Regions from separate parts of the Homo sapiens genome. Here region 1 is linked to region 2. A link is a loop called in an ENCODE intact Hi-C map of the cell type or tissue named here. Cell type or tissue: Caco-2. All regions are shown on one strand. Links, peaks and the distances in the headings refer to the core of each region. The heading gives the core; the rest is flanking DNA. Region 1 overlaps TBX19 (T-box transcription factor 19). Region 2 overlaps SFT2D2 (SFT2 domain containing 2).

The links. Peaks named below come from ENCODE experiments on the same cell type or tissue, not always from the same donor. Only the 100,000 strongest peaks of a DNase experiment are listed, where the experiment ranks them.
Region 1: a loop joins it to region 2, with 6 times the contacts of the local background. A loop is called at or near these places in 6 of 110 quality-filtered maps.

The regions. Positions count from the first base shown.
Region 1 is chr1:168,297,101-168,309,018 of GRCh38, forward strand. TBX19 (T-box transcription factor 19) reads left to right here. Exons shown (of 8, transcript NM_005149.3): 4 at 624-685; 5 at 3,322-3,383; 6 at 7,908-8,096; 7 at 11,642-11,777. Among named protein-coding and RNA genes, the nearest start is that of TBX19, 22 kb to the left of the region's middle. In Caco-2, for the core only: no CTCF peak of the experiment used is centred there; DNase peaks (open chromatin) are centred at 4,801 and 7,265.
Region 2 is chr1:168,229,203-168,241,120 of GRCh38, forward strand. SFT2D2 (SFT2 domain containing 2) reads left to right here. Exons shown (of 8, transcript NM_199344.3): 2 at 2,312-2,398; 3 at 2,632-2,717; 4 at 5,899-5,980; 5 at 7,387-7,422; 6 at 7,510-7,568; 7 at 9,929-9,958. Among named protein-coding and RNA genes, the nearest start is that of SFT2D2, 9.2 kb to the left of the region's middle. In Caco-2, for the core only: a CTCF peak has its summit at 6,206 (motif pointing right); a DNase peak (open chromatin) is centred at 6,249.

The DNA.
Region 1 (11,918 bases), core at 1,415-9,414, 66 kb after region 2:
ACTATCTATCTATACGTCAGATGTCTCTAATGAGAAATGAAGCAGGCTCAGGCTAAGGCAGATACAGAGAGTGACAGTGAATGGCAGTGATAGTTTGCTTTTTGCATTGACATGGCCCCATGTGTAAGTGATTATTTATGAATGAGGGACTCGATGCTAGATGGCACTCATCCAGAGGGGCAGGATCACACCTGTGCTGCTCTCCACTGTGTACCAAGTAACTAGAAAAGTAAATCACATGTAGTAGGGGATCAAGGATTGTTGAAAAAAATAAATACATGAGTAAAAAAATGAATGCTAGGTTTCGCACATCAGGGCTTTGCTCATTTCCAGTGTTTTGCCCTTTCTTTTCTCACTTTACATGGCATTAGCATTTTCACCACATGCAATGATAAAATGTCCTTTGCCAGAGACAGCGCAGTGGTGATTAAGTGCTGGAGTAAGCAAAGATGGAAAGGGCCTCTGCCTCTCAGAGTGCTGGGATTACAGGCATAAGCCATCGTGCCTGGTGGGAAAGGGAAGGAAAAGAGAGGGAATTAAACTGGTTTTACAGAAGACAAAGGGTTCTGTTTGCCCATGTGTATCCTACTTTTACTAACACTTCTTGTCTTTGTAAATGCAAGATAACGGCTCTCAAAATCAAGTACAATCCTTTTGCCAAAGCCTTCTTGGATGCCAAGGAAAGGTAAGTAAAGAAATTTTAGTGAAATCTTCTAATGAATGATTTATGCAAATACAAATGTGGAATTTATGATTATCTTGAAAGGAACTAGACTAGTAGCACTTTCATTACCTTTTATAGAAATAGGCTTTCGGCCAGGTGCGGTGGCTCATGCCTGTAATCCCAGCACTTTGGGAGGCCGAGGCGGGCAGATTACGAGATCAGGAGATCGAGACCATCCTGGCTAACATGGTGAAACCCCGTCTCTACTAAAAATGCAAAAAATTAGCCGGGTGTGGTGGCGGGCGCCTGTAGTCCCAGCTACTCGGGAGGCTGAGGCAGGAGAATGGCGTGAACCCGGGAGGCGGAGCTTGCAGTGAGCCGAGATGGCGCCACTGCATTCCAGCCTGGGCGACAGAGCGAGACTCCGTCTCAGAAAAAAAAGAAATAGGCTTTCAATATTCAATTCAATATTCAACAACATCTAGAAAATTCAAATCATAATTATCTATTCGTTATAATAGGGATCCGGGAGAACTGTTAACTAACAATTTTTTTTAAAGACCTGTTTTACTATGAATTCTTGAAAGTAGCACAATCACATTAAAAAAATTAAATGATTTAGATTTATAATAATTCACTCTGCCTTTTTCCTAATTACTTCTGAGTAGCATGGCATTAATAAATTGCTTTTTTAAAACTACATTTAGCCTAGGAAAAGTGAAAAATGGAGACAGGTTCACATTTCCTCTGCTGAGAAAAGAAGTCGGAGACTTCTGGGGGTATGAGTGATGATTCTGCTACTTCGGGGCAGCGACCTGCCATCTCTATATCTTTTCTTTCTTCCTTCCTTTCTCTCTTTTTTCCTTTCTTTCTTTCCCTTCTTTCCCTTTCCTTCTTTTCCTTCCTTCCTTCTTTTTCTTTCTTCCTTTCCTTCCTTCCTTTGCTTCCCTCCTTTCCTTCCTTTCCTTCCTAGCTTTCCTTCTTCCCTTCCCTTCCATTCCCTTCCCTTCCCTTCCCTCCCTCCTCTCCTCTCCTCCCCTCCCTCCCTCCCTCCCTTCCTTTCTTTCTTTCTTTCTTTCTTTCTTTCTTTCTTTCTTTCTTTCTTTCTTTCTTTCTTTCTTTCTTTCTTTCTTTCTCTCTCTCTCTCTTTCTTTCATTCTTCCTTCCTTCTTTCTTTTTTTTTTTTGAGACAGAGTCAGGCTGGAGTGGCACTATCTTGGCTCACTGCAACTTCTGCTTCCTGGGTGCAAGCGATTCTCATGTCTCAGCCTCCCTAGTAGCTGGGATTACAGGTGGCCACCACCATGCCCAGCTAATTTTTTATGTTTTATTTTTAGTGGAGACAGGGTTTTGCCATGTTGGCCAGGCTGGTCTTGAACTCCTGACCTCAGGTCATCCACTCGCCTCGGCCTCCCAAATTGCTGAGATGACAGGCTTGAGCCACCGTGCCCAGACTCTATGTCTTTTGCATCCCAGGAAAAAGAAGATGATGGTGCTTATCACTGACTTTTTAATTGACAAAGCCTACAGTATAATATGATTATCTTTTTAATGTTCAGATTTTATTGCTTGAGTTTCAAATCTTTTAAATAGTTTTTATAACTGTCTAATCTTTCCTGTTCACCTTAAAGGCTCTGATAAGGCTCTAGATTAATGGACAGATGTTCATAATGATGCATCACATGACCCTGTCCTGTCCAATATTTGAATATATTATTATTATTATTTTAGAGATGGGGTCTTGCTCTATCACGCGGACTGGAGTACAGTGGTGTGATATAGCTCATTGCAGCCTTAAATTCCTGGGCTCAAGCTATCCTCCTGCTTCAGCCTCCCAAGTAGTGGGGACTACAGGCATGTGCCACCATGCCTGGCTATGTGTTTTTTTTAAAGAGACAGGGGCTCTCAGTATGTTGCCCAGACAGTCTCAAACTCCTGGCCTCAAGTGATCCTCCTGCCTCCGCCTCCTTAGTTGCTGAGATTGCAGGAGTGAGCTACTGTGCCTAGCTCCAATATTGGAATAAATTATGATGATATACAAGACACACTTATAACGTTTTCAGTTAACAAAAGGCCTAAAGGATAAACTGATATGTGAGATGACACAATCTAGATTCAAAGTGACAGTAGCATGGTATAATACAAAGAATTTAGGACTTTGAGTAAGAGGTCCTGACTGAATCCTTGCTCTGTAATTTACTGGCTGTTTGTTCTTGCATAAGTCAGTTTACCTCCTCGAGATCCACTTTTCTAATCTACAAAATTAGAAAAATATGTTAATATTTCCCTCACAGGGTCATTGGTGGATCTAGCATATCACATATGTAATTGTGCCATGGAATTGTGCTGTTATTATTGCTTGAATCTTGTCAGTCAGGAGCAATATCCCCAAATTATTCAGATCAAAATAAACAGGGATAGCTGTAAATGTGGTAAAGAGGGGTAAACAGTAAAACTGCAACTCCAAGAGCAATTGCACAAGTAGAGACAGCACCCCGAAGGAAGGAGAATGGGGAAGGACAGGAGCTTAGGAAAAAGGTGTTTGGTTTTCTTATTCTAAGAAATTGATTGCTCTTCAAGGAGAATTTTGGGTATGCTTTATAGTGGACATACATAAAAAGTTGGACAGCCATGGTGCATTTTCTTTACTCTTTCAGAAATCACCTAAGAGACGTACCGGAGGCTATCTCTGAGAGCCAGCATGTGACCTATTCTCACTGTGAGTTGGGTGTACATGAGGCGGGAGGTGCGTGGGGCTGTACCTGGAGCCAGCTCCTTCCACACTCAGACTCTTTGCCTGTCAGGACTGCTTAAGGACTTCCAAATCAAAACCCAACACACAGTTTATTCTATTAAGGACAAATTTGTGCCCTTTCCAGAATTCCAGAGAGAGAGCCAATGGTCCTAGGCTTAAGAGACTTAAAAAAGTCTTAGGCAGGAGATAAGAATGAAAATGATGAATTTCTTAGACTCTGGTTTTCTTGTCAGTAAGGCTCTGAGCCCTCAACAGTGTGTTCTCGGCTTGCCTCCTAACGTTATGCTTGCCACTCTGGTCTCTCTGTTTTGGAGTTCTCCTGTTCTTAGTGTTTGCTAATTTTGGAGTTGGTTCCCATAGCAATGTGTCATGCAGGCTGTAGCCTCCATGGGGAAGAGTCTTTATTTGTGGGCTGGAAGGCTGTAGGAAGAGGTGGAGTAATATAGCTGGGATTCTGAAGGTAGTGTTGGATGTTCCCATCAGGGTGTTACCTTGTCCATGTCCCAGGATGGTGGAGGGAATCCTCTGCAGCTGCAATGCAACCCACGATCAGTGACATCAGAGTAGGAAAGTTAACCCTGATGTCTGAAACCCTCTTTAATTTGGATTATATTGGCTTGCAAAGATCCCTTATGCAGTTTGCCAGCTGCAGAGTTCTTTACTTCTTCCTTCCCTTCAATCTTACTGCACCTTCCATAACAGACCTGGGAGTATAGCCGCATAAAGAGAAGCAGCTCTCAGAAAAGCACTCTTTTTTTTTTGAGATGGAGTCTCGCTCTGTTGCCCAGGCTGGAGTGCAATGGCCCAGTCTTGGCTCACTGCAACCTCCGCCTCCCGGGTTCAAGTGACTCCTCTCCCTCAGCCTCTCGAGCAGCTGGGCCCACAGGCATGTGCCACCATGCCCGGCTAATTTTTGTATTTTTGGTAGAGATGGGGTTTCACCATATAGGCCAGGCTGGTCTTGAACTCCTGACCTTGTGATCCGCCTGCCTCGACCTCCCAAAGTGCCGGGATTACAGGCATGAGCCATTGCCCCCGGCCGAAAAGCACTCTTTAAAAATGACTGTCAACCTAAATGAAAAAACTGAGGCAACATTAATATAAGTAAAAAGTTTATTTGGGTCAAGTTTGAGGACTACAGCTTGGGAGCACAGATTCAAGTTCCCCTGAATATATACTTGGGTTAGCAGCAGTTACAAGTGGATTTTTAAAGGGAAAAATAAGAGGTGATTCATAAACTGTCTACTGTAACATGAGCTGCTGATTGGTTATATATTGTTCTTTGTATCACACATTCCAGGAACGTGAAGATAATGGGTGAGGCAGCTAGTCAGGAACAAAAATGCCTTTAAAGAATTGCCCCCAGGCATGGGTGCAGGGGGTGCCCTTGACTGAAGCTGCTCCTCACACTCACATCCCTCTGGGTCTGATAAATTTTGCATGCCTCACATAACTCAGACTGTTCTGAGCTGTTTTTCTTTTATCACTTCCCCCTCAGTTTTTTCCTTTAGGTGGAATGAACTGGAATAAAAACCTCGTTTTCTAGGTTAGGGCCATGTGCAGAACCATAGGAGTTCAAAGTTCATGTGTTGCAATCTTCTCAGCAAACTTCTTGAGGTGTGTACATTATATGTGGCAAAGTCTGGTTCTGAGGGGCCACTTGCCTGGTTTTGCCCGCTGGGTGCATGAATCTTGATTCTGTTAGTCAGATGGGGACCCCTTGGGCCATAAGTTTGTGCAACTCTGGGAAAATGAAGATGACAAAAGGATTTGTTGGGAATGATTGTAATATGAACTTTGTACAATTTGCTTACTTGTACTTAAAAAGTATTAAGCGAAGGCGGTGGGTTCTAATATCAAGCTCCATTTCCTCATTGCCGAAGCCCAGGTGACAATCCTTAGCCAATGTTCTTAAGGAACAGCTCTGTTTCTATCTGAATCCCCATCCACTGATCCCTTAGCTGAGGCATGGTCAGCGGGAGAACAAGCTTCTTGTTTTGGGGCCTGCAGTACTAAGTCTCAGTCTTTGCCCATAAACTCACTCGAAATAGTCTTCTGTTCAGAATCTTTCTACAAAACATTTTGCAGTCGTCCAAAATATTCTGCAAAATGCTTGCTGCCTGCCAGTAAATAAGTGGAATGAAAAAGAAGAAAAAAGGAAAAAAACCCCAAAACCAAAAAAAAACCCCAAAATGCTTGCTGTCAAGTTGTGCTAGGCCAGCTCTCCCTTTCTGTGCTGTCAGAATTCTCTTTGTGGGGTGGGGTTGGAAGGCATCATGATATCTCTTGCTTAGAGTGAGAACTGAAGGCACCTTCACACTCGGCAGAAATAGAGAGGCTTTCACTCTTCCTGCGTAACCACATTAATCATTCCCTACCTTCCCTGGTAGCTGAAGGTCCATGAGTTACATATACGTGTAATGCCTCCTAGACTGCCTTTTATTTTAATTAAGCCTGAAGCACCTTAACTTTGCATTTCTATTAACTTCTGCATTCAGATAGTATTTCTTTTTATTTATTTATTTATTTATTTTTGTTATACTTTAAGTTCTAGGGTACATGTTCACAACGTGCAGGTTTGTTACATATGTATACATGTGCCATGTTGGTGTGCTGTACCCATTAACTCGTCATTTACATTAGATATATCTCCTAATGCTATCCCTCCCCACTCCCACTACCCCACGACAGGTCCTGGTGTGTGATGTTCCCCTTCCTGTGTCCATGTGCTCTCATTGTTCAATTCCCACCTATGAGTGAGAACATGCGGTGTTTGGTTTTTTGTCCTTGCGATAGTTTGCTGAGAATGATGGTTTCCACCTTCATCCATGTCCCTACAAAGGACATGAACTCATCGTATTTCATATTGCTATATTCCAGTGTTGCTTTAGAGGTTTTCCACCCTTTGATAGAGTCCTTTGATAGGACTGTAACCACCTGATAGGTTCTTCCTGCTGGTTGCACAAAAAGATGTTACTGAGAAGGGGTCCTGATCCAGACCCCAACAAAGGGTTCTTGGACCTCATGCAAGAAAGAATTCAGGGCAAGTCCACAGAGTAAAGTGAAAGCAAGTTTATTTAGAAAGTAAAGGAATAAAAGAATGGCTACTTCATAGGCAGAACAGAGGCATGGGCTGCTCAACTGAGTATACTTATAGTTATTTCTTGATTATATGCTATACAGGGGGTGGATTATTCATAAGTTTTTCAGGAAAGGGGCGGGCAATTCCCACAGCTGAGGGTTGATTTCTCCCCTTTTTAGACCGCATAGGGTAACTTCCTGACATTGCCATGGCATTTGTAAACTATCATGGTGCTTGTTGAAGTGTCTTTTAGCATTCTAATGCATTATGATTCGCATATAACTAGCAGTGAGGATAACCAGAGGTCATTTTCATTGCCATCTTGGTTTTGGTGGGTTTTGGCCGGCTTATTTACTGCATCCTGTTTTATCAGCAAGGCCTTTGTTGTATGTTGTGCTCACCTCCTATCTTATCCTGTGACTAAGAATTCCTAACCACCTGGGAATGCAGCCCAGTAGGTCTCAGCCTCACTTTACCCGGCCCCTATTCAAGATGGAGTCACTCTGGTTCAAACACCTCTGACACAAAGACCACAGCGTTGCAATAAAGAAAGAGTTTAATAGACATGAATCTGGCCATGCCATTTTGGGGACAGAGCTCTTACTCAAATCAATCTCTTCAAAAACTTGTAGGTTAGGTTACCTTTTTCAGAGGCAATTTCAGGGAAGAAGTGGGGGTAGCTAGACAATAGGTGCTTGCTGCTGATTGGTTGGATCAGAGATGAAATCACAGGGAATTGAAGCTGTCCTCTGGTGCTGAGTCACTTCTGGGTGGGGCCACAGGTGGGGTTGGTGGGTCCAGGTGGAGCCACTGGTGTCAGATATGCCAAAAACCTGAAAAGATATCTCTAAAGGCCTATCTTAGGTTCTACAATAGTGATGTTATCTGCAGGAGTAATTGGGAAAGTTGCGTATATTGTAAAGTCTGGAATAATGGCTGGCAATCATTTGTGTCTACATCTTAGCAGAATTCAGGCTCCTCTATGCTCCTAGCCTGGTAGTCTTTCATTAGCTTTACAAAGGCAGTTGAGTTTTAGAGAAGGATTACTATTATTTAAACTATAAGCTAAATGTCTCCCAAAGCTAGCTTGGCAGCTTGAAGGCTAAAGGCAAGAGGGAGATTGGGTAGATCAGAAGTCTTCAACTGCCAAAATTTTCTCACTGATACAATTTTTGCAAAGGCAGTTTCAGGACTGGTCATGCATTTCCAGAGAAGCCAAGTTAGCTGCTCATGGGCAAGGGCAGTGGCAGCTAGGGGATGGTACCACCACACAGGCTGGCACCATCACACAGGCTGGCATCAGTGTCATTTACAAGAATTGTAGCTGTGTAAAGTAGCTGGTCACCTGATTTTTGGTGTGGGAGTTCACAGACTCAGTCTTGGTGTATTCCTCTTGTCTATTTTAGTGGGAGGCTGGATCTTTTCCAATCCAGATGGAGTGTGCACAGCAGGAAACTCCAATTACCAGTATGCCGCTCCTCTGCCTCTGCCTGCTCCCCACACCCACCATGGCTGTGAGCACTATTCGGGTCTCCGAGGACACCGGCAGGCTCCCTACCCTTCTGCGTACATGCACAGAAACCATTCTCCCTCAGGTCTGTGACTCTGCTGATTAAACCCTTGGGGTATGGGCTGGGGTGGGGGCAGTCAGGAGAAATGGATAAACAGCTAGGAAAAGGAGTAGCTAAAGATGGAACCCCGTCATCTAATATACATCTATGATATGATTGTTTTTGTGTTTTATTTTATTGTTATTTTATGTACAAATATTTGATTAACTAGGTATAACAATCTTAGTTTTTTTTAAAAAAATTATTTCATAAAACCCCCAGTCTCCTGGTTTCTAATGAGCGTGAAAGGCCAGGACACTGATATTCTGAGCAGTTCAGGCAGATCTCTAAAAGCCATGTCAAGTTGTGTGGGTCTGAAACACTCAGCTCATCACCTTCGCATGGCTCTTTTCTATAGTTGCATTCATGGCTCAGTTCAGGGAATACTGGGTCTAGCATTAGGGAATTATTAGGAAGGTCTCTGGGAAGCTGGATCCCTATATGTTCAGGCCTTAGTCTGATTCAGTTGGAGACATGCAAACCCAACCTTAGTATTTTAAAATAATTTTTGCTGTCTGTTTGTTTTAAGTTAGCAGTATTGTTTGTGTGCTTTTTTCTCATTGACTATTGCCTTTTCCACCTTTGCCTTATGTAGGCCCAGACCTTGCCTGATTATTAGATTTGTAGAAAGAAGGGAGAAATGAAAACAATGGTTACTTTTTCATTAAATTATTCATGCAACAAATATTTATTGAGGATCGACTATATGCCAGGCTCTGTTTCAAGCACAGGAATGAAATGGACAAATGCCCTGCCCTTACGGAGATTCTATACTAATATGAAAAGATTGACAATAAAACAAGTAAAGTTCATGGCATGGGAGACAGTGGAGAGTATTTGGATTCCAGCCTCCTTCCTTCCTCAGTGACACCCTGAGCTCTGCATTTGTAGAGGGTCCTCCTGGTCACCAGCTACCTGTCCCTGTGTCCCTTAGCCTGCTATTCTTGGCAACCTCAACAGTTGCTGCCAGGTGGGGAGATTATGTAGCTTACCAATAGCAGAAACTGAGCAGTGGCTCACTCTACTTCCTCATTCTTTCCTGCGGTCAGCATCAAATCACATCTTCTGAGCACCTACTGTGTACCGTGTTCTTCTAGGCAGTGGGATAGGAAAGTGATTAAGACATAGTTTCAGGGCCGGGAGCGGTGGTTCACGCCTGTAATCCCAGCACTTTGGGAGGCTGAGGCGGGCGGATCACAAGATCAGGAGTTCGAGAGTAGCCTGGCCAACATGGCGAAACCCCGTCTCTACTAAAAATACAAAAACTAGCCAGGCGTGGTCGTTGGCGCCTGTAATCCCAGCTACTTGGGAGGCTGAGGCAGGAGAATTGCTTGAATCCGGGAGGCAGAGGCTGCAGTGAGCCAAGATTGTGCCACTGCACTCTAGCCTGGGCAACAAGAGCAAGACGCCATCTCAAAAAAAAAAAAAAAAAAAAAAGATATAGCTTCTTCCCTGGAGGAGCTCGGGGTTACACAAATACGTAAATAATGAATCCTAATGTAATGCAGAAACATCACCTGGGAACTTGTTAGAAATGTAGACTTTCAGGCTCTACTCCTGAGTCAGGGTCTGCATTTTAACAAGATCACCAGGGGATTCATAAGCGCTCTAGAATTTGAGAAACAGTCTATAAAACACATAAGTCAGGGTGCCATGTGAATGAAGGAAAAAGAGCAGCTAGATATGCCTGGTGGAGGAGCAAAGGCTGCCCAGAGGGGTTAACATTTAAATGGAGCCTTGAAAGATGAATAGAAAAGGACAGAGTGGGAGTGGGCAGGGGTAAAAGGTGGAGGATGACATGTGCCAAAGGCAGAGGTGCAGGGCATTCCAGGTAGAGAGAGTGGGCTGAGCAAAGATACAGAAAGGGGAAAGACCCTAGGTTGTCTGGGAACAGCTTTGGAGCAGAGTGTAGGGGGAGTGGGGACAGATGGAAGATGTAAGAGTTAGGGCTGGAGAGCTTGGAAGTGCCAGATCGTAAAAAGAAGAGACATGGCCAGGTGTCTTAGTCCCCTTTGTGGCGCTATAACAAAATACTTGAGATTGGGTAATTTATAAGCAATAGACCTTTATTTTCTCATAGTCCTGGAGGCTGGGGAGTTTAAGATTAAGGTGCCAGCATATGGTAAGGGTTTTTTGGCTGTATCATAACATTGCGAAAGGCATCACATGGATGGTGGGGGAAAGAGGGGGAGAGGGCAGGAGGCTAAACCCATCCTTTTATCAGAAACCCATTCCTGCAATACTGACATTAGCCTATTCCTGAGGGTAGAGCCCCCATGGCCTAGTCACCTCTTAAAGGCCCCACCTCTCAACACTCTTGCATTGGGAATTAAGTTCCCAACACATGAACCTTGGGGGACACATTCAAACCATAGCACCAGAGATAGACGTTGGAATCTTCCTTCTCTCTCTCCCTTCTCCCCCTTTTCCCTTCCTTCCTCCCTCCCTCTGCCTTCTTCCTCTCTCTTATTTGTATACTATTTATGCAAATAGAGATTCAAAGAAATGGAAGACATTCTTCCCCCACCCCCATAAAAACTGTATATATTCAAGGTGTACAACATGACGTTTTGATATACATATGCATAGTGAAGTGATTACTGCTGTCAAGCAAATTAACATGTCCATCTCCTCACATAGTTACTTTTTTTCATGATGAGAGCACCTGAAATCTATTCTCTTAGCAAATTTCCAGTACACAGTACAATATTATTAACTATAGTCTTCAGATTGTAAGTTAGATCTCTAGACTTATTCATCCTACACAAGTGCAACTTTATATCCTTTGACCAATATCTCATTTCCCCAGCTTCCCACCCCTGGTAACCACTGTTGTACTCTCAGCTTCTATGTATTCAACTTTCTTAGAGTCCACATATAAGTGAGATCATATTATGTTCTTCTTTTTGTAAAAAGGTATGTTTTTTTCTTAATTTTTTTTTTTTTTAATTGTAGAGATGGTGTCTCTCTGTGTTGCCCAGAGAGGTCTCAAATTCCTGGGCTCAAGGGATTCCCCTGCCTTGGACTCCCAAAGTGCCAGGATTACAGGTGTGGGCACCATGCCGGGCCAAAAGGCACTGTGCTTGAGATATTTAAACCTACTCAGGGATGGCCGAGAAGAATAAGTTCCTGGACCTCAGAAATCTCATCTGGGGCACTGGTGGCCCTTAGGCTTAGCTTGAGGGGAGGCTGGTATGGTCCCTTCTTAAAAGAGAGTGACTGTGGTGAAATGAGTTAGACAGATCGGTGTTACCCAGGGCAAATCATTCTACCACCCTGAGGCGTATCTATAAGATGGAGTTAAGGAGTCACTGGTGTGAAGATTAAACTATGAATGACACCTGGCATATGGTTGACATTGAGGAAACCCACGTTTCTTTTTATTTTCTATTTCCCTGAGAAAGAACTAACAAACTGTTGGTGCCTGTAGTGCAAGCCATGGTTATATTTTGCCCTAGGATAATGTCACTGGTCACCATCTTTATGTCTTCTACATTTGCTATCAATTCAACTGTTGTTATTTCCCCAAGTGAATTTGATAGAAAGCTCAAGCAATAATCTGCAAGTTTTCTCGGGACCTGACAGCTGGACTTCCTTATCCTCCACACCCCATGCCAGCATCCTGTCTGTACCCCACACCAACGGACCAATCAATCCAGGGCCCAGGTAAGACCAACACCATCAACTCGCTCATTGGTCGTCTTGGGGGTTTACTTTAGCACTGGGGACTCAAGTTCATTCTTTTTCCTAGGGTGGCTTGGTCTAACCTATTGTCTTGACTTCTAAAACACTAAGAAGTCAAGGTGG
Region 2 (11,918 bases), core at 2,994-10,993:
TTTGATTTGTGTGAGGGCTGGAATCTCACTGAGACTGAGCGGAGTCTCGCTCTGTCGCCCAGGCTGGAGTGCAGTGGCTCGATCTCGGCTCACTGCAGGCTCCGCCTCCCGGGTTCAGGCCATTCTCTGGAATCTCACTGTTCTGTTGAGGTTATTTAGCAATCTAGATGTCAAAGCCAATTCAAATTTCATTCTTAACCTTATGGTTTATCCTCTTCAAATAGAAAGGTTGAATCTTTTAAAATTATCCGTGTTGATGCCATGTGGTGCTCAGGGAACCATCCAGTCCAATCTTACTACCACTTTTTTCTTGCTGCTGACAAGCCAGTCCAATCCTACTACCATGCTTCTTCCTGTGAACAAGCCAGGCCAATCCTACTACCGTTCTTCTTCCTACAGACAAGCCATGCCAATCCCACTACCACTCTTCTTCCTACGAACAAGCCAGGCCAATCCTACTACCGCTCTTTTCTTCCCACCTGCAGCTAGTTCTTTTCGCACCTTGGCAAGGTAAGTTCTTTGGTTTTTGCATGACTAGGAAGAGTGGTAGCTTCTCATTTTATTCTGTCCTTGGCGAGAGCTTAAATGCTTTAGTCCGAAGTAGCCTGACTAGATTGTCTGGGGCCTTGTAAAGCCTGCTACCAGAGCATCATCACATGGCTCATTTTGGAGTCCAAGGGGGTTTGGGAAACCAGACTCCTCCAGGAGAGGTTTACCTCAGCGTAAAACCAGGTGGCTCATCTGTCAGATCTTAACACTGGGCCCCTGCTGTCTGTTATCATCCCTAATTTGTGCCTTCTGTGCAGGGTCATGAGCCCAGTTCCATATATATGAATGTATAACCTGACCTAAATACCTTTCTCCTGAGTGGAGAGTAAGGTAGTCTTTGGCAATACGTGCCACACCTGAGGGGAGCCTCTCATCCTTCTTTTCAAGCTTCTGGTTTGACGGGAACTCTGGAGACAGGGTTGAAAACAGATCCCTGAGCTGGGGGTAGTCAAGGCTGACGGAGTTGCCAGTCTAATGACTCTTGACTTTCTGCCACTACCTACCTTCTTCCATCAGCTGGGTGGAAATATAGTAGGAAACTTTGACCACATTGCTAGATGGAGACTATGCTGGCCATACAAGGTGAGCCCTGTGTGAATATACATGGCCTAGCTGCCCTGTGTGGTGTTGGTCTCTTACGGCAGCTGTCTTTGTCCAGCTTGGAACAACTGTTCCCACTTGCATCAGGTGGACAGACTGGTAGGGTCACCAGTGCAAAAACTTTGATGTCATTTTTTTCCGAGACAGAGTTACACTCTTGTTGCCCAGGCTGGAGTACAATGTATGATCTCGGCTCACTGCAACCTCCACCTCCCAGGTTCAAGCAATTCTCCTGCCTCAGCCTTCCAAGTAGCAGGGATTACAGGCATGCACCACCACACCTGGCTAATTTTTTGTATTTTTAGTAGAGACAAGGTTTCGCCATGTTGGTCAGGCTGGTCTCGAACTCCTGACCTCAGGTGATGCGCCCACCTTGGTCTCCCAAGGTGCTGGGATTACAGGCATGAGCCACTGTGCCTGGCTGTTGTCATTTTTGACATGGGAAAAGAACCACTGGGAGCTACTCACAGGCTCTCCTGTTTCAGTAGTGTTTTTGGAACTCCTGGCTTCCCCTGAACTTTGCTCCAGGGAGGGATTAATCATGATGGCAAAGACTCAGGATGTAACAGGACAGTAATTAATTAACCAGGATCTGTCTCCCACTTGGATGAGTTGGCTGATGCCAGCATCCTGTAAGTACAATATCTGAACCAAGAGTGAATAATGTGGGTGAGAGTTGATGTAGGAGACGATGACCAGTGGAGCAGCTGCTTGAGTGCCGTCCCCTCATCTTTTCCTTATTTCCTGGGACCCTGCCTGGTGGAGGATCCCAGGTGGACTTGTGAGTCCCTGGTGGACGCATGCCTTTCCAGGTGTGGTCTTCATCCTGCCTGGGTTGTAGGAAGGCTCTGGGCTACTCTAGGATTGGCTGTCTTGCCTTCCTGTTCTTGAAATGGGTTGTGCTTGAGGCAAGGAGTTTCTACCTCTGAAGATGTTCAGCTGGAGGCACAGCTGTCAGCTGCTAGAGAGGAGATTCATGTCTGCATAATAACTTTACAGCTCTGATAAAGTCTGGATTTGATGACTTACATCGCCTGAGTGTGTAGGATTCTGTGCTCCTTGCCTTCCCTAATACAACTTAACACTTTCTAGATTTAGTTATGTGCTTGCTTTGTTTTTAGTAAATGTGTGTGTATATGTATTTTTTTTTTTTCAATTTTAGGTTGTTGAGGCATCTTCATTAAGCTGGAGTACCAGGATAAAAGGCTTCATTGCGTGTTTTGCTATAGGAATTCTCTGCTCACTGCTGGTAAGATTTCCCTTCCTCCTCTGTCTTTTCCTTCTACCTGTCTTTGCTATATATTCCCCCTTTTGTCCACCTCCTTTCCCCTTTTGCCCTTCACTAAAATGCATGGATGAGAGGAGAGGGGAATAAGGGAGGTGGGGAGGGAAACGGACTCCTCAGGGCTTCCTCTGGGAGCTCTGCTTGTGTGGCCGGGTGGGAGGGTTGCTCATGTGCAAACACTGTACTTTAAATTCCAGGGTACTGTTCTGCTGTGGGTGCCCAGGAAGGGACTACACCTCTTCGCAGTGTTTTATACCTTTGGTAATATCGCATCAATTGGGAGGTAACTGTTTTTTAAAAATCCAATTTTAGCCAATCATTAGATGGGAAAATGGATGTTGGTTGCCCTTGAGGGAGGTGAAAGAGGAGGCTCCAGTAGTTGTAAGGAATTTGGAGAGAAGTAGTTAGAATATCTCACATTCATATCTTATTATTTGAAAACATTTTATATCTTAGTTTGAAACACCTGGGAGAAAGCAGCAAATGTTTTGCCATCGTGATTTTACATGTACAGAAACTGCGACACAAAGCAGTTCAGTGATTTCTCCAGGGTTTACAACCCAGTCCTCCTGCTTGCTGTATTCTTACTGCTGTCAGAGATTGAGTTGATGGTTTTCAAAGGGCTCATCACTCCAGTGGCCATAAGGGAAACTGGTTTTTATTTAGTGTCAGACCTTCCCAGACCTGAGTAGCAGCTCATGTGGGCAGGGCATCTGAGCGCTTCCTGGAGGTGGGCAGCCCATTCTGCATGTTGTGGATGCACACATTTTCCAGGTCAAGCTCATTCACACTGATGCTTCAGTCACACTGGTGCCAACAACTCCACCCTCTCCAACTGGGAGCACTGGCCTGGCCTCTACCTGAATGACCTGCAGGAACCTGAGCTCAGTCATCTTGTTTCCCCCTTTTCCCTTCCCTTGTGTCTCTGTAAATGGCTTCAGAGTCCTGGGGGTCCAAGTCTCCCCTCCATGATTCCTCACCAGGGCTTGATGTAACCCTGTCTTACTGGCTCCTTCCTCTTTGTCCCCATGGCTGTTTGTGCTTCACTGACTGACTTGCATGCTCAATGGGTAAGCATTGATCACACTCTGTGCTGGGCTCAGAGGATACAAAGACAAGTCCAGTTTGGTCCCTGCCAGGCAGACAGACATATAACTCATGATATAACAAGATATGGAAAGAAATTCTCAAGGAGGGGCAGCCGACACGACCTGAGTCAGGGAGGGCTTCCTAGAGAAGGTGATATCTGAGCTGGCCTTAGCTTTGGCCTGTTATCACCCTTACCTGAGCAAGATGCATCTGCTTGGTCTCTCTGTCTCCTCCATTGCCCCTCTCAAGGCCATTTTCCACTGAGCTGTAGAGCCATTCGTTTATAGCCCTGCTTAGCCCCCTCAAGTGGCCCCCTGTTTTGTCTGTACAAATGAAGTCCAAATTCCTCAGCACGCATACAGTCAAGCGTCTTTGAGATCTGGCTTCACCGTTGTCCCATTCCCTATCCAGTGTGCTTCCCAGCCAGGCTGAACTTCTTGCATTTCCCAAAATGCCGTTGTGCCCTTGTTTGGTTGTTTTCTGTGCCTGGAATGCTGCCCTATCTGTACCTCCCCTGGTTTGGTAGATACTTGCTCATTTGTTAAGACCTGGCTCAAAAGCTACCTCTTCTATGAAGCTTTTCCTGATTACCTCCTCCTCTCCAGAATTGATGACCTCTTCCTTTGGACTCTCAGTATCACATCTATATTTATGTGCCAGTGCAGGTAGCATTTTATTACACTGACTTGTTAGATCTGTAAGCCACTTGATAAGGGCTGCACGTGTATCTTGTCCCCAGTTGTACCCAAACTTAGCTCTGTGTCTGGCTGGAAATGGGGGATGTTAATTAAATGATTGATTGCATGATTCTGGCTACCTGTGTAAAGCTTAATTTATTAGTGCTTATGACAGTAAAATGCTGACCCTTAGAGATGTCTCTTGTTGCCTGTAAAGCTTTCTCCAATACTAACTTTGGGTGGGGGGGTGTTTTGGGCAGACAGTGTAAGTTACATTGTATAGTCTAGACTGAGCATAAATATATGGGTGTGTTGCTTAGTCTAGAAGAGCTCTTTAGCAAATCCCTATGGGCTGGATTCTTCATAGACTGTGTAGGGAAATAATAAAGGGAGCAAATTGTTATTTTCAGGGTATTTGGGAGTTTGTGTCTTTGCCTGTAGTCTGTTATGGTTTTGTGTATATGCTATGTTTAATTTTTAGGACCAGCCTTGACTGTTGCTTCTTATTCGGTGTAGGTTAAAGAAGTGTTCTCTTAGTTGGGACACTTGAGAGTGAAGCCTTGCAACTTAATGGCACTTCAAAGAGAGGAAGACTTATTGGCCGGGTGTGGTGGCTCATGCCAAGTTGATGTGTTAGACATGACAGTCTGCTTCATTTGTGATTACTCTTGCTAGCCATCTCTCAAGTTCATTCATACAGAAAGCATGCTGGGGGCCAGGCGCAGTGGCTCACGCCTATAATTCCAGCACTTTGGGAGGCCGAGTTGGGCGGATCACGAGGTCAAGAGATCGAGACCATCCTGGCCAACATGGTGAAACTGTCTCTACTAAAAATACAAAAATTAGCTGGGTGTGGTGGCGTGTGCCTGTAGTCCCAGCTACTTGGGAGGCTGAGGCAGGAGAATCACTTGAACCCAGGAGGTGGAGGTTGCAATGAGCCGAGATTGCATCACTGCACTCCAGCCTGGCGACAGAGTGAGACTCCATGTCAAAAAAAAAAAAACAAACAAAAAAAACCCAGCATGCTGGGTCTGTCTTTTTAGAGCTTTGGAATCCAATAGCTATAGAGTCAAATGGTAGCTGTGTGATTTTCTCGTCTCTAAAATAAGTGTAATACATAACTCACAAAGTTGTTGAGGAGAAGAAATGAGGTAATATATGTAATATCTGGCATTTAGCAAACATTCAACAAATAACCCATGATGATATCATCATCATTAGAATTATTCCCTGAAGATTATGAAAGAAAATGAAATGCTCTACTTTTTAACATAAGCTACCTAAGCCTGTAAGGTATGGTTTTTCTTTAAACTTCCTGAGCCTTGTTTGTTTCCATGAGTAGTTATTGTCAGGGAGGCAAGGTAACACCTCTCAAGGAGAAGGCTTATCCAACCTAGTGGTATGATATGATTCTACAGTAACACCCACATGCATTTACAGCCTGGGTCTATCATTCCCTAGTTGGGTGGCCTTGGATAAAGTAACTCTGTGGGCTTTGGTGTGGTAATTGTTCCTACTTTATAGGTTGGTTGTTGATGGATTAAATGAGAAAAATGCACGAAAGGCCCTTCAGCACAGTCAGAATGAGAGCTTTTCAAATGTTAGCTACTATTGCCACAGGAAATCTTGGGGAGGCGACTCAGTGTGCCTAGTGCAGTTCTGTTCTGAACGGCTTGTGTGCGTGTGTTTGCCTTTTAGTACCATCTTCCTCATGGGACCAGTGAAACAGCTGAAGCGAATGTTTGAGCCTACTCGTTTGATTGCAACTATCATGGTGCTGGTAAGGTCTGCTTTTTAGCTGGACTTCTCAGATGGGAGTTTTTATTTCTATTGTATAGGATGTTTTTCTTTTTAAATCTAAAGACCTCTTCTCTTTTTCCGTTCAGCTTGACTTATTACCCTATTCCTATAACCATGTGGCAGAAGGGAACACTCTAAGTAATACTACGATCCCCTCCTCCCCTACTTTGTGTTTCAGTGGGTGTCAAGGTGCTACCAGTTCTGAAAAGCACCTCTAGAGGGCATTGCTTGTCAGATGAGCCACAGTGGTGTGGTGGTAGTAAGGGAGCTCAGACACCTTCCTGGTGACTGTGGAAGCCACACACAGGCAGGGCTTAGAGGGAATAACTCAGAAACACAGGACTCATTCTCTAGGGTGGGTGTCCTGTCTTATAGAATGGCCTCTTTATTCCTCATTATCTGACTTGGGGACTTATTACTGTTTTTCATCAGTCTCCCCAAAGTGGGAGTGGCCTCCTTATGGCCTGTCATCCTTGTACCCTGCTCTGACAACATTGTCTTTAGCTTTGTTGTATCTTCCTGTTCCATTGACCCTAAATGCCTCTCATTTTTGGCCTATTTTCTTCCCTGTGGTTGTCAAAATCATTCCAGACCTACATTCTCTGGACTTTTATAGCTATTGCAACATTTGGAACTTGAAGAACATACTTTTATTTTTAGTTTCATTTATATAATCTCATTTGTTCAAATAGGTGAGTTATCAAAAGCTGTGACCACATTTCCTGTTTATTTTGTGTCCTTTTAGAGTATTGGGCACAATGCTGGACACAGAGAATATTTAGGACATATTTGAGTAGTTATTGTTATAGAAGGATGGCGAAGAAAGGCATGGCTGACTGCTCTAGCACCAGTTGTCCTTGGCCAGCCTCAGATGCCCACGGCCTGGACAAGTCTCTTGCAGAAAGAGCTTTCTAAGAATGGCCTTAGGGAAAGTGTTAGGTGATAGGTACACAAGTAACTGGCATGCTGACTGTGAGATTGATATCTCAGGTTAACCTTTGTCCTCACATGTGCTTTCTGCTGCAGAGACTAGCATTTGGTAGGAGTTAAAATAGAAAGATTTGTGTTAAGCTTACTTTAGTGCATTTGAATGAAAAGATGGATGGACGGATGAATGGGTGGGCCTGAAATGTGATTTGTTTGCTGGGCAGAGGTTCTGGGAAAACTTGAAAGTAAAAGAACATCTTATCTATGTGAATCTTTATTGGCTAGTTTGATTTCATGGAGATTTTTAACTATTCTGCCAAATATGGGTGCTCAGGTGGGTTAACTGCTTTGAGATGAAGGATGCATAAGTTTTGTGCATTTGTGAAGAATAACAAGTTTTGAGTTTTTTTTTTCCTGCCATGTTATTGTCATTAATTAATGTTTCCTTTCTTCCTTTAGTTGTGTTTTGCACTTACCCTGTGTTCTGCCTTTTGGGTAAATGTATATTTTAATTTTTCTTAACCATTTTGGCTTTTGCCCCTTGTCTCACACTCTCCTATAACCATATTATTATTTTTCCAGTGGCATAACAAGGGACTTGCACTTATCTTCTGCATTTTGCAGTCTTTGGCATTGACGTGGTAAGTAACCTTTTAAACAATCCCCTCCCACATAGCCCACTGAATAATGTAGCCAAAGGAGATAAAACTCACATATTGTGGGTGGGAGAATTAAGAAAACACAGAAGCTGTTTAATTTAAGGATTCGTAATGATGAAAGTGAAGTCAGGCTCCAGAGCAAATGCCTATCAACCCAGCCCACTGCCAATAGATGGCATTAGTGGTCTTGAGTGGTCACAGGAGGCTCCTTGTTTGCCTGCTGTGGCATTTTTGCTGAACTAATGGTTGATTTTTGAGATGTTACAAATATTATTAAGCCACTCATGTCCGGTAAGTGCAAGGACAACAAAAGTATTATAAGGGATGTTAAAAAGGCTTGTGAGTCCAATAGAGGTTAACAAAAAAGGAAAGTGGTAAGAAAAATAATGAATGTTACATTTGTGATAGAATGAATCATTTAACAGAAGGACAAAGAGTGAACTGTCAGCAGGAGATGAGGAACAGTCACTGACGAAATGGAAAAACGTGTGTCTGTGGGCTGTAGGATCAGCGTATGTGCTCAGAGGCTTGTTGGCTTTTGGTAATTCAGCTGAAGAGTAGGAAATTGTAACTCCAGAGCCAAGTATAGTAAAAGGGCCGCTGGAGACATTTTGGGAAACCATGAGTGGGGCTGTAGGTTCATGGTCCTTTCAAGCCTATACGACCTCAGAGTGAGAGGGGTGGTGGCATAGTTGGAATCTGTAGGTTCCAAGACATTTCTGTAGTTCTTTCAAAGTTTATCAAGGGATGGTATCTGCCAGAACAGTTTCAGTATAGATGTGACTCACCTATTTTTGAAAAAAATGTTTGCTACAGTGTAAAGAAAGGAGGATTGTGGACATTTTAAAGTTCTGAAGAATTGGTTAACTCCTATTTGGTAGAAATGAATCTTGAGACTGTAAGCTTAACTCCCATCCCTCCCTTTAGCAATTTTGGACTTTTGAATAAATATAGTTACAAATTGCCTTTTGGAATTTACTGTGTTGACAAGTAATTGAGCTTCTGTACATGTTAAGTATAAGATATGGAGAAGGATGCTGGTGTTTGTGTTTATGTGTGTGTGTGTGTGTATGTTTTTTTTTTTTTTAAATGACATGCACATTTGAGTGGTAGACTGTTTATATTTTGATTTTTCTTCCAGGGCAGAAATTGGTACCTATATACACACACCTTGCTTTGCTTATAGACTGATTTTGAATCCAGTTTCAGAGGTTCAGCATTCATATGGGTCCAGCTGAATGGTGATATTCCCTTCAACACTCATGTGTTCTGACTGTGTTTGCTTTTCTAAGGGCTAACTTACAGTCTGCCTGACACACAGTGCCTGGTTCTTTAGCATTATGGAGCCTGTTCCTTGTATATGGTTTCCTTCTAAGTGACAGGGCTGAGCTAACTGGAATTTACCAAGATACCTTTGGACGTACTACATTTTCACTCATAGAGTAGTTGGTAGCATTTTTTTCTTCTTCTTTTTTATTCTCTTTTCTCTTCTTTTAAAATTAATAGGAGCAGAGCAGAAAATTTATCCCAATTAGGTAGAAGTTAAATTCTGTTTAGAATTTATAAAATGTTAGGAGTTCAACTGTGCCAGGTATGGGTGGCTCACACTGTAATGCCAAGACTTTGGGAGGCTGAGGTGGGAGGATTGCTTGAAGCCAGGAGTTTGAGACTAGCCTGGACAGTGTAGCAAGACCGGGTCTCTGCAAAAAAACAAACAAACAAACAAAAAAAAACATTAAAAAATTAGCCGGGCATGGTGGCACATACTTGTAGTCCCAGCAATTCTGGAGGCTGAGGCAGGGGGATTGCTTGAGCTTCCTAGACTTGAGCCTAGAAATTCAAGGCTGCAGTGAGCTATGATTGAGCCACTATATTCCAGCAGCCTAGGTGACGAGCACGACCCTGTCTCAAAAAAAAAAATAAATAAATAAATAAAGGAGGGGGGTGCGGTTCAACTGTTCTGGGTTTTATTTGATATTTTTTCAGAATAGAGTTTCTGTGCCATCTGGGTATTTGAAATCTGACTGTTTAAGGTGATTGTTGCTAGTTCAAGGTTATAGCAGTACTGCATTGAGGCCGAGGTCATACGGGTTATCTCCACATGAACCTTTTGCCCTTCTTCTGTGGCTGCCTATCTGTACATGGCCATAGTGTGTGTGTTTGGGTACACGTGCATGCACATGCGTGGGCCTTTGTGTGCACATGCTCATCCCCCAGGCTGAGTATGGGAGAGGGTCTGGATAGATCACTGCAGGTATTCTTACAGCTCAGAAGCCCATTCTGCTGGATAATCTGCTACTCCCTTCATCTCATTTGACCCTTTGTTTTGTTTTTCATTATAGGTACAGCCTTTCCTTCATACCATTTGCAAGGTAAGACTGTGTATTTGGAAATAATGATTTCTGTCATTTTAATTCAGAGTCTGCTTTCAGAGAGTATAGCCTATTTTATTTATCTTTACTGAAGTCTTTTGAGTCAAGTAGACAAATACTATACATCTCATTTATAGATAAGTAAGTTAAAGGTCACCCCACCACCCACTCTAATTATACAACTAATGATGGATATTTACCCAGGTACACTGATTTCCAATGCTGTGAACATTCTACTCTTATATATGGTGCATATATGCACATTATTACTCTTTTAACCCGTAGCTTTGAGTAGGGTTTTTTTTTTTTTTTTTTTTATAAAGGTGAATGTCATTTCATATCACTGAGTAAGATATGGAGGGATCTCAATTCGTGCTTCTTGCAGTATCCCACTGCTGGGAAGGTTTCACAAGAGTTTATAAAGGGAGAGTAAGCAGTACCAGGGCTTCCTAATTAGCAGTGTGACCTCGAGCAGCTCTCTTGACCCCTCTGGCCTCAAAGCATCGATAAGTAGACTGAGTTGGTCTAGATCATCTCCAGAGGCCTCTTTTAGCTCTGAAATTCTAATACTCCATACCTCTTTAAGCACTTTCAGTGACGGACCTCTCAAAATTAGCCGCATGATCTTTGCCTCTGACTTTGTTCTAATGCAACTATTTAACTTCTGTTCTTTTTTTTTTTTTTTTATCATTACCTGTTAATTAAAAACAAGCTTTTTAAAAAAACTGTACTGGGCCAGGTGCAGTGGCTCACGCCTGTAATCCCAGCACTTTGGGAGGCCGAGGCGGGTGGATCCTGCTGTCAGGAGATCGAGACCATCCTGGCTAACACAGTGAAACCCCGTCTCTACTGAAAATACAAAATATTAGCTGGGCGTGGTGGCAGGCGCCTGTAGTCGAAGCTACTTGGGAGGCTGAGGCAGGAGAATGGCGTGAACCCAGGAGGCGGAGCTTGCAGTGAGTCGAGATGGCGCCACTGCACTCCAGCCTGGGCGACAGAGCGAGACTCTGTCTCAAAAAAAAAAAAAAAAAAAGTACTGAGGAAATGAAAAATTATGCATGACTTGGGAAGGAGGAAGAGCAATCTTATGTCTTAACAAATTCCAAGACTGTTGCTGACAGTGATTTGAAAGTATTGAGGAGTGATTGATTGGATGCGAAGTTAAGCCTTTCAAGTGAAAGGCAGCTGAGTGGCTTTGTTGATAGATTCTAGGAGGGTAACAGTTATGAAATACTCCATGCAGACCTGGCTGGTTTTGGGGCCTGGTGGCTTGTCTGAGAAGAATATGGGCAGGGATGTCCTGGGAAGCTAGATTTTTATGTGAAGTAAACCGGAGTTCATCATTACTGAGGATCCAATGAGATATTGATCAACCTGCCAACATATGAATATTTTTTGGTCCCTGAACCAGCTGCATAGTTTTCAGGGCCCAGTGCAAAATAAAAATGTGAGCTTCTTGTTCAAAAATCATAGGCCGGGCACGGTAGCTCAGCCTATAATCCCAGCACATTGGGAGGCTGAGGTGTGCGGATCACGAGGTCAGGAGTTCAAGACCAGCTTGACCAACGTGGTGAACTCCTGTCTTTACTAAAAATACCAAAATTAACCGAGCGTGGTGGCGTGCACCTGTAATCCCAGCTACTCAGGAGGCTGAGGCAGTAGAATCGCTTGAACCTGGGAGGCGGAGGTTGCACTGAGCCGAGATCACGCCATTGCCCTCCAGCCTGGGCAACAGAGGGAGACTCTGTCTCAAAAAAAAAGATTAAGAATTTCAAGATGGCAACATCAAATCAAGGCATTAAACCCAATGTGGACCCTTCTGAGTATGGGGCCAATGCAGTTGCACAGGTCTCATTCGTGAAACTTGCTTGGAGTCATTTGTCAGAGCTTCAGTCTTGATCTGGATTGGCATGTATAAAATTTATGTACAAGTGATTGATAGAATGAGGGAATTTTATTT